Regions from separate parts of the Homo sapiens genome. Here region 1 is linked to region 2. Evidence: read pairs that join two places in POLR2A ChIA-PET (ENCODE). Cell type or tissue: Panc1. All regions are shown on one strand. Each heading gives the region's core, and the rest is flanking DNA. Links, peaks and the distances in the headings are about the cores only. Region 1 has its middle 59 kb from the start of COL5A2. Region 2 overlaps COL5A2 (collagen type V alpha 2 chain).

Region 1 (5,393 bases), core at 158-5,157, 72 kb before region 2:
TTGGTGGAATTAACTTGGCAATAATGGTCAATAATCTTTAAAATATCACTCAGCTTTGGACCCAACTACTTTATTTCTTAACCTTTAGTCATAGGACAATCAATGTAGTAGCTAAGAGAATAAAGGATATTGGGAAAAATATTTTTATTATTTTCTCGAACAACGTTTTGCTTTGTCACCCAGGCTGGAGTACAGGGGTGTGATCATGGTTCAGTGCAGCCTCAACCTCCTGGGCTCAAGTGATCCTCCCACTTCAGCCTCCCAAATAGCTGGGACTACAGGTGCATGCCCTTCTAATTTTTTTATTTATTTTGTAGAGATGGGGTCTCAATACGTTGCCCAGGCATAATTGTTGAACAATAGGATAATCGTGGAAAATCCATTCAAATGCTTGTGTGTAGAGAAAGTAAATCAAATAGGAATCTTCAGTAACACAGAGCAATGTTCATTCAATTTATTTTATTTTATTTTTATAGATCCTGGGGGTACAAGTGCAGTTTTGTTACATCAATATATTGTCTAGTGGCTTTTAGTGTGCCCATTGCCTAAATAGTGAATGTTGTACCCAATAGGTAGTTGTTCATTCAATTTAAATAGTTGAAAAATAAGTTTACAAAAAAAATAGTAATTAAGGGAAAAAAGGGAAGATGGTCTACAAGTGCTGTGTTGTTTGTCAGAGAATAATGAGGATATGTGGTGGGGTCTGTTGATTATATCTGATGTGAAATAAAACAGGGCACTATTGAACATTATAGAAGATTGAAGATGAAAATGAAAAGGATTTAACACATTAACTTTGCGTGGCAAGCTGTTTGGTTTTAATGATAAAATAATACGTGATTAGATTTGGAAGTTTGAAGTCCAATTTGTGGGAACAAATCCCAATGAGTAGCAAAGAAAAAATGTTATTAATATGGTTCTATTCTTGCAGTCTATTTTATGAACACATTTTTGTGTCTTAGATTTTCCTTTTATGTCTTAGATTTTATTGATTGCACTTGAGAGCCACCATGAAGCTTCCTCTGAGAACCTGGAGATAAAGTAAGATTTATTCCTCTGAAGATTATATTATGAAAATAACATGTAAAGGTTTGGAAAAGAGACCTGCAGAACTGTCTTAAAGACACTGGGGGACTACTGGGCCAATAGGACTGGTGAAAAACATGGATCAGGCAATCACAAGAGGAATTGATTGGGTAGAGAAACTCAGAAAGGAAAAAGCAGAGTCAAGACATAAAACACTGACAGCATCATCCCTGGACTTTACAGGCATGATCTCATTTTAAGTTATCCAATACTTTAAACATTACTGTCTGCTACAGAGTAAATGTTTGTGTAGCCCTAAAATTCACACGTTGAAGTCCTAATCCCCAGTGTGATAGTATTTGAAGGTGCAGCCTTTGGGAGGTAACTGGGGTTAGATTAGATCACAAGGATGAGGCCCTCATGATGGAATTCATGCCCTTATAAAAGACACAAGTGTTCTCTCTCTTTGCCATGTGAGAATACAGTGAGACAGTGGTCACCTACAAGCTATGAAGAGGGCCCTTGCTAAGAATCAAATCTTCTGACATCTTGATCTTCATCTTCCCAGCCACCAGAACTATAAGAAACAAATGTTTGCTGTTTAAGCCACCAACGGCTTTTGTTATAGCAGCCTGACCCAATTAAGGCATTTTTTGGTAAGGCTACCTTCAGTATTTTCTTCAAATATACTAAATTTAAGGCCTAAAGCTGAATTTGGCTCACGTATATCATTAACTTGACTTGTTTGGTTTTTGGTTTTTGTTGTTTTTTAAAATATTGTGTTAGTTTTCTAACACTGCTATAACAAATGACCACAAATCTAGTGGCTTAAAACAGTACAGAGTTATTATCTTCCATTTCTGGAGGAAGAAGTCTGAAATGTGTCTTATCTGGCTAAAATCAAAGTATGAGCAGGCTTTGTTCCTTCTGGAGATGCTAGGGGACAATCAGTTCCTTGTCTTCTCTAACTTCTAGGTCCTCCCGCATTCCTTATCTTGTGGCCCCCTCTTCTGTCTTTATTTTTTTATTTATTTTATTTTATTATTATTATACTTTAAGTTTTAGGGTACATGTGCACAATGTGTAGGTTAGTTACATATGTATACATGTGCCATGCTGGTGTGCTGCACCCATTAACTCGTCATTTAGCATTAGGTATATCTCCCAATGCTATCCCTCCCCCCTCCCCCCACCCCACAACAGTCCCCAGAGTGTGATGTTCCCCTTCCTGTGTCCATGTGTTCTCATTGTTCAATTCCCAACTATGAGTGAGAATATGCGGTGTTTGGTTTTTTAAGCCAGAAACGTTGCATTTTCAGATCGCACTCTCTGACTCTGACCCTTGTTTTTGTTACCATGTCCCCTTCCCTCACTGTGTTCCTCCTGCCTCCCTCTGCCCCTTGTAAGGACTTTTGGAATTACACTGGGCACACTTGGAGAATACAGGATAATCTTTCCATCTCAAGGTTCTTGATCATCTGCAAAGTCCCTTTTGGCATGCAAGGTAACAGGTTCCTGGGAATAGGTCAGGGGCATTTTGTGAGGCCATTATTCTATTATAATTATTAACATTAAAAAAATCTGAAGATAAACATTAAAAATGTAAAGTTCCAGAGTCTCTTTAAAAAATCAGAAGTTCTGTCAACACTTGGGTCTACACTCCCTGTGATGATGATCAGCTAGAATTGAATATCTGGTAGTTCCTTTTGTAAACACCTTGGTTGCACTTCAGTTGACCAAAGTTCATTTGGGATGACTTTGCTAACTCATATTACCTGCCTAGCCTCTAAAGCATTTGAATTTTTATTTTCTGTGTAAAAAGAATACCTAATTGTATTTTAAACAGAGTATAATAAATATTTTATTTTTCTAAGTAATTATTACCCTTTTTAAAACCTGACCTCTGATTATAACTTGGTTTCTTTGAGTCCCCACCCAAATCTTATCTCGAATTAGAATCCCCATAATCCCCACGTGTCAAGGGAGAAACCAGGTGGAGAGTAGTTGGATCATGTGGGCCATTTCCCCCATGCTGTTTTTGTGATAGTGAGTGAGTTCTCACAAGATCTGATGGTTTTGTAAGGGGCTCTTTCCCCTTTGCTCAGCTCTTCTCCTTCCTGCCACCTGGTGAAGAAGGTGGCTTGCTTCCCCTTTGCCTTCTGCCATGATTGTAAGTTTCCTGAGGCTTCCCCAGCCATGCTGAACTGTGAGTCAGTTAAACCTATTTCCTTTATAAATTACCCAGTCTCAGGCAGTTCTTTATAGCAGTATGAAAATGGACTAATACACTCTCAGGCAGTTCTTTATATAGCAGTATGAAAACAGACTAATATATTGTATTTTCTTAGGGATACATAACAAATATTCTAGTTCTGTTTAGAATCTTATTTCCTACTGGAAGTTTATCCTTTTGAATTTTGAATTAATGCTTCAGGTTCATGATCCATTTTCAATGTACAGGAAAGATCAGGTCTTTGAGGCTGCAAAATGGAGGTCTAGTTCCTGGTAAGTGATTAATTAACAAGATGGCGATGCTCAGTGGGATCTCTTTGGAGATGTCCTGCTGTCTGCCTCATTTGCATTTTAAAACATCAAGAGAGAAATAAACCAACATACTCATATTTATGACATATTTATCACATTTTTATTGGAGCAATGCAAAATTCTCAAACAGAAGAGGAGAAACATAGCTGAAGCTATTTCAGAAAATTAGAATAAATTTTGTTTTATACATATTTATTTTGATGTTGAATGCAAACTATAATAGCTCGCAAATATATTATATTCCCAAGACCCATGGACAATTTCAATTATGATGGAAATATTTTGTTCTGTGAAAATACTGATTAAGATTAGCTCTATTTTCCCATCCGATAAAAGCTATAAAATGGTTCTAAAATATAAATGGTGATTTTTAAGTTTATTGAACACAAAACTGAGCCTTGAGATAGTGTCAAGGAAATCCAAAGTTCATCAAATGTAGAGTTATAATTACTTCGCCACATTTAATTGTTGTTTTTTGAGTTTCATAAATTTCTATGAACAAATGGAAAATTTGTGCCAAATAAAAATTTATATTTGCATTTATTATTAAAAGTACACACTTACAGTCTGTCATTGCAAATTTGTTTGGTCTATAGTGGTTGGATATATTGCCAAAATCACTATAATATCAGCAATTATGCATATTTTAGCTTTTACCACAGTAATGTTCTACTTATATATCATCAAACTCATTAACTTCTCTGAGGTGCATTTCTTAATTACCCTAGACCAATGTCATTCCTCAGTCCTATGAATTCCTTTGCCACTTATTATGTGTATCATTTCATGTATAATTTAAGAAAATCTTTTTTTACCAGCAATATTGACTACTATATTCATTTGCTTGAGCCCAGCTGTCTTTTTTTTTGCTGTTATTGTCTTACAAAATTATCATTTCTAAGACCTTATTCTTATCCTCTTTTGTAAACTCTGTGAAATAAGAGATAAAATTGAAAGAACAATAAAAGAATAAAATGGGAAGGGTGGCATAACTTCTAAAAAAATACTAACAAATAAAGCATATATGGTGGAGGAAATAGTGTTCCTGAAGTAAAAAAACAATTGCAACTGGAATAGGAAATTATTAAGGTATACATTTAAAAAAATCTTTCTTGAACTGAGGTAAACAGTAAACCTCTAGATCAAAAGAGTAAACCAGATTCCAGATAAAAATAGTAATACTCAATTGTGAGCCAGATCCTGGCATTATCGGGCTTCAAGAAAAAAGAAAGACCTTACAACAGACAGAGAATCCTTTCTAATCTAAATGTAAAAGGTAATGAAGTATGGCATTTAGAAGAATAGGAGAATAAAATCTTTGTGATTCTGGAGTAATACATACTGTTTAAACAAGATACACAAATTGCTAACTATAAAGAAAAACATTGATAAATTAAACTACATTAAAGTTAAGAACTTATTATCATAAGTTATCATTAAAAGAGTGAGTGGGAGTTTATTTGTCATGTATTTGACACACATATGAATACTTATATATATAAAGGTCTTACATATCCATAATACTTAAAGAATGCTTGCACATCAGTAAGAAAATGTCAGATAGCCCAGTGGAAACATTGGCAAATGACTTGAATAGACACTTCACAATAGGGGATATCTTGGTAGCCCATAGACCTATAAAAAGGATCTCAACTTTATTTGGTCATCAAGTAAATTGCAAATTAAAACCAAAATGTGATGCCACTCTACACCCACCAGACTGGCTAAAATGACAATGTCAAGTGTTGGAGAGGATGTTTAGCAACTAGAACTCTCATCAATTATTGATAGGAGTTGTAAATCAATATAACCACTTTGGAAAA
Region 2 (5,393 bases), core at 329-5,328:
AAAAAATTATTATTTAATAATAATAGAGATAATAAATGCTTATTGGGTGATTATGAGAACCAAGATGTTAGATATTACAGAGAAATAAAGAAACAACTTTTGCTCTCAGAGAGATTAAGCCTAGCATAAAAATTTTAAAATGCAATTTTTATATTTTATTCTACTATGATCATTTTGGTAATATATCAGTGATTTTATCTGTGTGTTAATAAGCTTTTAAAACCCATTTAAAATTTTTACTGTTCAAATAAAAAGGCCATATTGTATTATTTCCTTTTGTAGGTTTACTAATACAAAAAAAGAAAGAAAGAAAAACAAAAGGCATTTCCCAATGGAGAGTTTCTAATGGCCCCATGATCTGAAGCATCACTGCCCCTCCCCTGTTTCGCAGCCCCACATACATTTACTTTGTGCTGGTTCCCAGTGTGTGAGCAAGCCAAGCATGATCCACTCCATGCCCCAGTGCCACCTCATGCCTGTCTACCATCCCTGTCTGCTTCAGAGTTTAGTTTGTGAAACTATGATAATCATAGAAGTCTCTATTAAAAACTGGAAACCTGTTTTCCACTCTGCATTGCTCTGAGTTGCATTTGGAATGAGAGGCATTGCTTCACTGCACAGGGATTTACAAAGCAGCTCCCAGGACTATTCGGATACAGTAGTAGGGGTGACCATCTTTTCCCAGACTCTGTAGCAAGTCTCTTCACTTTCCAAAAGCTGTTAATTTACCTCACTCCCTTCACTCCCAGGAGATTTTTATGAAATTGACTCCAGAAAGCAGAAACTGGTGTGGGATATTGGCACATTTTTCATACTCACACTTTCCTTACTTTGCTGCACTGTTCTTTCTTTGTAGGTTTTCAAATTCATAATAAAAAATGATGGGTTTAACTTGGAAGGAGAGATGCAGGTGGAATTTTACCAGATAATTTGTAGCTATGAAATTCTTTAATTAAATTTTTGATATTCAATATGGTTGTTCTGTGGTCATCAACTTTAAATTTTTTTTATTATGGAATTCTGAAAATATGGATGGTTCCCATAGCAAATACAATTTATTTATAGAGATTTAATATTTTCATTTAGCTTTCATAGTAATAGGCTTATTTGCTCTTGAGGTAGAAGAACCTCTCAGATTCATTTATGCTAGTTTGGAAGTATTTTAAAGCTTTTTTTTTCTCATTCTTTCGTTCTCAGATTTTTATATTAAATAAATGGAAAGTTACAGTTTAATTCAGGGCACTATGGTTTTCATGTTGTGATGAAGTTTCAGCCAGAATTTTTGGTGAAGTGGATTGGACAGTGAGGTTAACTGACTACCATGGAAAGATTAACTGCAAAGTTCCTAGTTTTCTGATCTTTGGCTACAAACATAAAACTTCTGAGGTTTCAGCAAAAAGGGCTATATTTGCTTTGAGAGGACAGAGGGCACTGACCATTCCATGTTAAGCGAGAGATTCTGTTGTAAGAATTAAAAAAAAAAAAAAAAACCCGGGCACAGTGGCTCACGCCTATAATCCCAGCACTTTGGGAGGCCAAGACGGGCGGATCACGAAGTCAGAAGATCGACACCATCCTGGCTAACACAGTGAAACCCCCGTCTCTACTAAAAATACAAAAAATTTAGCCAGGCGTGGTGGTGGGCGCCTGTAGTCCCAGCTACTCGGGAGGCTGAGGCAGGAGAATGGTGTGAACCTGGGAGGCGGAGCTTGCGGTGAGCCGAGATGGCGCCACTGCACTCCAGCCTGGGTGACAGCGAGAGTCCGTCTCAAAAAAAAAAAAATAGGAGTTTGTACTGGGAAAAAAGAGACTTGAGGCTGATGAATGAAGAGCAACTGCAAATTCTATCAGGGAGCTGGTGTTCAAGCCTTTAAGGTGCTACAGTGTTATGCCCTTCTAGGTGTTATTTTGTGAAACTATGATAGTCATAGAAGTCTCTATTAAAAACTGGAAACCTGTTTTCCACTCTGCATTGCTCTGGGTTGCATTTGGAATGAGAGGCATTGCTTCACTGCACAGGGATTTACAAAGCAGCTCCCAGGACTAAAAAAAAAAAAAAAAAATCACTTCTTTCTTCAATCCTTCCCTATTTTTCCTTAAGTTTTGATAATTGTTGATGAGATTAGGCAAGTTTTTTATTTGTGGCTTTTGTTGTTCTCTCTTAAGCATAGTGTAGCTGAACTGAATTTTGCTTAGACACAACTCATAGGTTTATAAACCAATGGAGTTCTCATTAGCCTAGAAATATTTCCTTATACAGTACTTAGAATCATTTTTGTTTGTTTGTTTTAAAAAATGGAGTGGGGGAGTGTATTCTGTTATGTAAAGGATGACAACAAATTGAATTAGAATTAGTTCTATAAAGATAAATCAGTGAATAGGCTCTAAGTTTCACTGTGGGTGTTTGTGTTGGGGCATAGGAAGGATGACATAATAAAATAGAATTGGTAAGTTTTAGTATATTCAGCATATAAATACATCTTGTAAAGTTGCCAAGTGTCCCGCTCACCTGAGCTACCTTGTGCCTCTTGACTTTCCTTGGGTGCAACATTTGCTAAAGTCCTAGGAGTAAGAGCAGGTCCAGTTCTAAGAAAAAAATTTTGAATACCTGGCTTATTTTTAGTTTTTAAGGGAAATATGCTTTCATTCACCTTTCTGTCTGAAGGAAAGGCATTTTTCAGGATTGGGAGGCCATCCTTGCCTTTCCAGTGTTTTGCACTAAGCTCCATCTGGATGTCTTTTTCCCAGATTTTCTTTCAAATTTCAGACTTTTCCTTCCAGCCTGACCTCTTATCACAATTTACCTGTTTGGCATTCTTTTCTTTCCGAGCCTCATGGGGAGCTAATATAGTCCAGATGCCCTATAGTTAGCGTCCTAGGACACAGATTTAATGATATTATGCTCTTGTCATACAAGCTTGTTATATGGTAATTTGCCTTTTAAGATCTTTTTCTCAATATTTTCTCGCCACGAGAATCAACTGACATACTGGCTCTGGGTAAAAGCCCCAGTATCCCAGATGGACTCCGTGGCTCACACTACAGACGAATAAAATTCAGCTGTCATAGACACTCTACTTGCCCACGGAGGGTTCCACAATCCAAATGTTAAAATTACTTCAAGTCTTTTCTAATAGAAACTGAAAGCTGTCTGGTTATAATCAAAATGGAAATTTGCCAGCCAGATTCCTACTGTTTCTGAAGAGGGATTTTGAGTTTCTTCAGGATAGAACCCTAAAATTGCCCCATGGTATATGCCCAAAGTGACCTAACTTGGCCAGCTGAATTTCAGGGAGATGCTTTCCAAGATGACAATTTCACTGGAATAATTTCAGAATAGGTAGTTCTCTGCCCATAATGTCCCTTTCCTGTCTTAGGTGATTTAAAAAAAAAAAAATTCAACCTGTCTTTCTTCTCTTCAAAAGCAAGTTTCAAGTCACACCTGGGTAGAACCTTATGCCTCTATGGAGACTGCAGGATGTGGAAGACAGGAGAGAGGGTATGGAGAGCAGCAAGAGCCTGGGAAGAAGGGCTCTCCAAGAGTATATAAGTGATACCAATGGACAGGTGGCTCACATAGCATCATTGAAATGCCTAAAATGTAAGGCTCCATGCTAATTTAGTATGACCATATCTAAGTGATGTCTTGGGGGATTTATTTAGTGAATTTCAAAAAATTTGGAAAAGTAGATGACATCTCTCAACATATGTTCTTTGACTCTTCTATTTTTTACCCTATTTTTTAAACATAGTCATTTTAGAATAAATAAATAGATAAATAAATAAACTGTGTCACAATACTATATTCTTTCGGCTAAAAGCACATATTCCGTCAACTAGGCCTACAGGCAGTAGGAGTAGGACACTGACTCAGCAATGAGTTTTTGTTTTAAATTGTTATTTTGGGAGCTTCCCAAGAGTTCCTGTTACCATTTTTCTACATATAGAGCTTTTTACAGTTAGCACTTCTTTTCCATTTACTTTCAATACACAGTTAACAAAAGAAGGGTCTTTGGATTCACATCTTTGGGTCCAGACTTTGCCGTTTGCTAACCTTGTGACCTTGAACAAGTTCCTGATCTTCTTTAAGATTCAGTTTCCTCTCCTCGTCTGCATATTGAGGAGTTAAATTAAAATGCATGGCCTTAATGGGCACTGAAGAAATGTGGATGTTATTAGTACTTTTAGAATGGATTCCCTGATTGGCTCATTACAGACTTTTCCTCCAATAACTAAAACAATTTTTATCAGATTATTCCCAGTTACTAGGTTTGATAGGAGGAAGGATAAGGGAGCAGTGAATCCTAGGCACCTGGGACAAAATTGGGGAGGGAGTGGAAGAGGAAAAACTATAACTGGGAGATTTGAAATGACAATAGTAAATTTTCATTTACTATGTATTTATATTTATAATTATTTTTACTTATCTCATGTTTTTCCCTTTGGGCAGGTTTGTGCTTAGCTCTTGATTATTTACAAAGCATTTCAGGAAAAGCAAACCAGCAAAACCCCCAAAAATTATCCTTTGGTATTAGAATGCATTTGGCAAATTAAGTGGTACATATACACATTTAATTTAATTCTTTCTTTCTAATATAAAGTTTTTGGCAATTGTTTGCACATTTGCCTTTGGTAGAGTTGTTTGAGAAAAGTGGAAATATGCTTAAGATATGAAACATCTGTTTATTTTAATGATATTTTACTGATGTCAAGACAGACTTATTTGAGCCCTGGGGCAGTATTTTTGTGAGGGATGGCATGCACCTTGCCTGAGCAGTCAATGAAGAGAAAGCAGCTGTTTGAGCTTGCTCAACTTCTACTAACTCAACGTGGATAGAGTCCAGATAGCAACTGGCCCTGTGTCAGATGACTGCAATAAAGCTCTCTTTCCTTATAAATTCTTTATAAACATGATGTGTTGGGGTCTTAATTTTCTCATTTACAAAACAGAGATAATACTTTATATTTTTCTACCTTATTGGTTCAAAAGAAAGAGTTCATAATTTCTGTAGAAATTCTTAGTCAGCTGTAAAACCCTATTACATAAGCATATATTATATTACATAAAGGTGTTATTATTTAGCATGCTTTTACTGTAATGAACAGTTAGCTAAATGCAAAATAAAATTCTTCTCTGAAGTAAACAATAATAATAATAATCAAAAGGAATATAAGACTCTCCATAGAAATAAAAGAAGGTAAAGTTGTATTTTTTCAAAATCATATTTAAATCTTTTATTTAGCAAAATAAAATAGACTGCTTATATAACTATCTAGAACATCTCCCAAAGCCCCAGAATAGGAATTAAATAGTAAAAAAAAAAATAAGAATAGAGGCTTTGACTTGAGGAAAAACAGAACAGATAGAAAAACAAAATGTGATTTTTCTGCTA

The links. Peaks named below come from ENCODE experiments on the same cell type or tissue, not always from the same donor. Only the 100,000 strongest peaks of a DNase experiment are listed, where the experiment ranks them.
Region 1: POLR2A ChIA-PET joins it to region 2 with 6 read pairs; 3 of 35 experiments call an interaction of 5 or more read pairs at or near these places.

Annotation. Positions count from the first base shown.
Region 1 is chr2:189,236,449-189,241,841 of GRCh38, reverse strand. It overlaps a transcript of COL5A2 not described here. Among named protein-coding and RNA genes, the nearest start is that of COL5A2, 59 kb to the right of the region's middle. In Panc1, for the core only: no CTCF peak of the experiment used is centred there; no DNase peak of the experiment used is centred there.
Region 2 is chr2:189,164,335-189,169,727 of GRCh38, reverse strand. The region is part of intron 1 of COL5A2 (collagen type V alpha 2 chain); the gene reads left to right. Among named protein-coding and RNA genes, the nearest start is that of COL5A2, 13 kb to the left of the region's middle. In Panc1, for the core only: no CTCF peak of the experiment used is centred there; no DNase peak of the experiment used is centred there; H3K4me3 peaks cover 765 bases; H3K27ac peaks cover 4,481 bases.